Regions from separate parts of the Homo sapiens genome. Here region 1 is linked to region 2. The links are chromatin loops, found by intact Hi-C in ENCODE. Cell type or tissue: endothelial cell of umbilical vein. All regions are shown on one strand.

Region 1 (2,500 bases), 230 kb after region 2:
TGCAAGAGTATGCAAATGTCCATCTGCTACTTAAATCTATATCCTGCCAATACCAGAGCATAGTTCTCAAATTAGAATGATCTCAAATGTCAGGTGGTCCACCGAGTCTGTAGGCAGGTTAAGGATGGCTGCCTGCTTTACAGATGAGAACTAAAGCTCAGGGAATTGAGGTGACTTGCCCAAGGGCACAAAATCAGGGATTCCTGAGAGATTCTATCACTCCCGCTACCAGGCAGGTGTATACATGCTTATGAGCCTCAGAATATTCTTTTTTTTTTTTTTTTTTTTTCCGAGATGGAGTCTTGCTGTCACCCAGGCTGGAGTGCAGTGATGCAATCTCGGCTTACTGCAACCTCCGCCTCCCGGGTTCAAGCAATTCTACTGCTTCAGCCTCCCGAGTAGCTGGGATTACAGACACCTGCCACCACACCCGGCTAATTTTTGTATTTTCAGTAGAGATGGGGTTTCACCATGTTAGCCAGGCTGGTCTCAAACTCCGACCTTGTGATCTGCCCGCCTTGGCCTCCCAAAGTGCTAGGATTACAGGCATGAGCCACTGCACCAGGCCAGAACATTCTTTATATAGTCCTTGCTGCTTGACTGGACACAGCCACTGTAACTTGTCCACAACCCAACTCAAACTCTATTGTTTATCAGAGCCCCACCTGCCCAGGACGATACCAGCGTGGCTAGCCAAACCCTAGAGTATTGAGGTCATCTATCCAAATTCCATCATGAACTGTGAGGTCTTCCTCTGCTAAGCCAGCATAAGGCCAACCCGCCTCACACTCATAGCTGTCTGCACAGGCCGTGTGGACTCAAGTCCTGGTCCTGCCACTTCCTGGCTATAGGCTCCTGTAAGTGTCCTGGCCTCTCAGTGTTCTTGTCTGTAAAATGGGGATAATAAGAGTGTCTGTGTGACAGCGTTGTTATGAGGATTAAATAAGGTACAGAAGTACTTGGCTTGCACAATGAATACAAAATAACCTGTCTGCACTAGTAAGACATTTCCCTCATCACAGTCTTTAAAGATTGAACAAGACGACAGATAGAAAGCGCCTAGCAAATTCTTGGCTTACAGTAGGACTCTCTAAATAATAGCTATTATTATAACAATAAAGGTGTCATTCACAGCACAAATGCAGTGGACTTTCCCCAGGAAAGGGCTGGAGAAGGGCTTCGCAGAGCCCAGAGATGTTTGTACTTCCCCTCCTCATAGTACACAGCCCTCGCTGACAGCCTCCCCTGGCCCCACCCCACCATCTGTCCCACTCACCCTCCCACATGCTTCTCCAGCCAGGAAAAGACCCCAGTGCAGTCATTTCTTCCCTTTGATCTCCAGGATCCAGTGAAAGCCAGACTTAGGCCATTGCCCTCTGCCCCTGCTATTCAGCAAGCTTGCCCCTCCTTTGGCTCAGTTTCAGGAGGAGGAAGCGGGTAAGGAGGAAGGGGGTAACTGAGACAGAGGGGATCTGCCCACCACTGACTTCACCTCCTCTGGGCTGAGCTTAGGCCTGGTTGCTGCTGCCCCCTGGGGCCTGTGGCTGGAGTTTCCACTGCTCTGCCTGCCCCTGCTGCCCCCCAACCCTGTGGGTCCTGGGGACCCCACTCACAGCTCAAGGATGAGCACCACGTCGGTGCGGTTCTCATAGACGTCGTGCAGCGTGATGACATTGTGGTGCAGCACCTGCCGCAGGATGCTCACCTCCCGCTCGATCTCCTCCCGGCTCACACCGCGCCGGCTCGCCCGGCTCTGCCGCTTCTTGATGAACTTGGCTGCATACTCAAGCCCCGTGCTCTTCTCCCGGCACTTCTTCACGATGGCAAACTGGCCACTGTGGGGACACAGACCCACAAGATTAGGTCATCACTGTGGTCATTGGGGAAATGACCCCACTGTCAGCTACCAGGTCACACAAATTCAGAGTGATTCTGCCAGGACAGGACAAATCATGCCACCAGTCTGCATCCCCACCTGATGACAACCTGTGGATGAGATGGGGCAGGGACTGGGCTTCCCTTCTGTCCATTCCTTCTATGAGGAATGAATGTTAGTATTCTTAGTCCCAGTGTACAGAGGTGAGCACTGAGGCCCAGAAAGGTTATTGATCAGGATGACATAGCCTTGTCATTGCAAAATCTCAGCTAGAACCCAAGTCTAGGACCCACCAGATGAAATCACAATGTCCATAAGCAGACTGGGCTGGTGGGGATCCAGGTTTGGGTAGAGTTTGGAGAGGAGGCAGCCTAACAAGGTTAATCATCATAGTGGGGGAGCATCACAGTCAGAGGACTTGGTATAAACAGAGAGTTGTACAATTAGGAAACTGAGGCATAAGGATAGGTCATGTGACTCGCCTGAGGTCATCGCAGAGTTAATGGCAAAGCCAAGCCTCAAAGTCAGATACCCAACCGGCTGTCCACAAAGCCTCTGAGATAGTTAGAGCAGTCTAGACCATTATTATTCCCCTTCAGGCACTAGTACCCAGGGCTGGGCTCA
Region 2 (2,500 bases):
CAGGAGGTAGGTCAAGGCTGCAGTGAGCCATGTTTGTGCCACTGTACTCCAGCCTGAGCAAAAGAGTGAGACCCTGAGTTCAAAATAAAATAAAATGAGAACATATATTTGTACTTGTTTCCAGATAACTTACTTAAGTATAGAATGCAACAAGATTCCAGTACATAAGGCATATTTTAGGAGATGTTAGGAACTAAAGATAACGACAGTGAAATAATGTATACTCAAAATCATCACAGAAGATTTCCTAAATCACTCATGAGGTATCATATACACTCATGCACCATTCGGTCAATAGCAGACCACATTATACAACAGTGGTCCCTTAAGATCTAACGGAGTTTTGATGCCAGTATTTTTACTGTAACTTTTCTATGTTTAGATATGTTTAGATACATACTTACCATTATATTACAATTTCTGAAGGTATTCAGTACAGTAACATGCAGTACAGGTTTGTAACCTAGGAGCAATAGGCTATACCATATAGTCTAGGAGCGTAGTAGGCTACACCATCTAGGTTTGTGTGGTACTCTCTACAATGTTCTCACAATAACAAAATGGCCTAATAACACATTTCTCAGAACATATCCCATTAAGTGACACATCACTGTAATACTGTCACTCAGTAAGGCCTACATAGAGTTTTCTCTTGCAGCGTTCCTTCGGTTGAGCACCAGATGAGAAATACTTGGCTTGCCTTTAGAGACTGGACCATACTATATAGTATGGTGGGAAGTCAGTACAGAAGAGGCCTGAAAGTGCTGAGACAGACTGAGGGAAAAGCAAATGTTGATCATTATTTCATGCTCAAGTTTAATGGTAAAGAAAACTATTCTTACCCATTAAAAGTATTTCTGACTTTATTTTTTTCACGCATATATATTTGATTTCATATAACTTAAGGTACTCATAATACAACTATTCTATACAGCAAACAGTTTACAAGTTCTCTTGGAATTCAATGTAATGGATTTATTATTATTATTACTATTATTACTACCACTACCAACTAATAGTTGAATAGTATTGGATAATCTATAGAAACTCTCAATTCTAATGATTATCTTATGTGATCACTTGTATGCAAAGCAGAAATTATTACTCCTTCATAAAAAAAGAAGCACATGATGCTCAAGGGGTGTCTGTTATTTGCCTGTGTGTATACATCAAATACATAAGCATCTTCTAACTTCAATTCATGGATTCTTACTACAAAAACCATAGTGAGAAACACGTAGAAGAGATATTCTTAAGGCAGCAACTAGCTAATGTAATGATGAATAGCTTGAAGATTTTTAGAACACAAGGCATTCTAGTTTCTCAGTGAATAATCAAATTATATGCTGATTTCAGCTTTTCTGCTCCTCTGCCTTGTCAATTAGTCATAAAACACTTTTATACCACTGCCTGACACAAGGTGGCCTCCTATACATGACAGAATAAGTGGCCAGCTCACTTTTTTACTGCCATAACTGATGGATACACAGGGACAAATATTGTCAGTCTATAATTATACCTGGCTCCTCCCTATCCTCAACAAACAAATAGGGTAAGAGTGAAAATACGCATGTAAAAGTTCGAAGCTTATAAGCTATAAAAGTACAAAGCTTATGAGCCTTTATAAAGGCTCATAAAATTCTGACTATCCTAAGCTTGACTTCACACTGTTTCTCAGAAACACCTAACTCTCTCAGAATATTTTCCATACCTAAGTGTTCTCTTTACCCTCCTTTTTGATCACCCTCTTGCCTTCTTAGTTCATATCACTGGCTCCATCAAGATCTAGTTCAGCTTTCCCCGACTATCCATAATGTTTTAGAAAAGGTTTAAGGGAAGCTAAATGCTAAAACATTTTAGAAAGTCAGTTTAATACAAAGAACAGAGGCTCCACTAAGATTTATCTGGGTCACATATGCCAGGTTAGAAAACCTGGTTCCTTCTCAGATACTCTACTTCAAACAGAAGAAGATATTTCATTTTAGCATGTTGCCTAAAAATGTATTTATTTGAACTTTAAAATTTAAATACAAGTATTACTTTTTAGTCACCTAATCCTCTGAAATACTCTAAGTCTTTTATACTCATCCCTTAGTCCTACCTGCCCTGTTGATGTCAAAGCAAGTGAAGACTGGCTCCCAGCACAAACTTTGCGAATGAACATTCCTTGTAAAGCTTCAATAACTTTAGGTTTATACACTCTGTTGGTATCACCATGACCAAGTTTACCTATAAAAACAAACACATTAAACAATTTACTTGTTTTAAAGAACCTCTACTCTTTTTAACACTACTAAAGTTGATAAGGAGCTCTAATGTTTCCATCACTAACCTGGCAGATATGAAAAGCTATGTTTCTGATAGCTGAGGATGTTAACAAACGAGCATTTTTATTACAAGAAAGTTAACAACCACTGATAGCCTTTTATATCTTAATTTCAAGCAATTAAAATCAAGCAATTTAAAATCACTTTAAAAGAAACATAGACAATTATTTTTC

What was found. Hi-C counts contacts between places; a loop is a spot of excess contacts. Peaks named below come from ENCODE experiments on the same cell type or tissue, not always from the same donor. Only the 100,000 strongest peaks of a DNase experiment are listed, where the experiment ranks them.
Region 1: a loop joins it to region 2, with 13 times the contacts of the local background. A loop is called at or near these places in 2 of 110 quality-filtered maps.

The regions. Positions count from the first base shown.
Region 1 is chr15:63,981,920-63,984,419 of GRCh38, forward strand. DAPK2 (death associated protein kinase 2) reads right to left here. Exons shown (of 12, transcript NM_014326.5): 3 at 1,614-1,835. Among named protein-coding and RNA genes, the nearest start is that of DAPK2, 63 kb to the right of the region's middle. In endothelial cell of umbilical vein, no CTCF peak of the experiment used is centred here; a DNase peak (open chromatin) is centred at 1,292.
Region 2 is chr15:63,750,857-63,753,356 of GRCh38, forward strand. It overlaps HERC1 (HECT and RLD domain containing E3 ubiquitin protein ligase family member 1), which reads right to left. Exons shown (of 78, transcript NM_003922.4): 8 at 2,102-2,229. Among named protein-coding and RNA genes, the nearest start is that of HERC1, 82 kb to the right of the region's middle. In endothelial cell of umbilical vein, a CTCF peak has its summit at 1,434; a DNase peak (open chromatin) is centred at 1,425.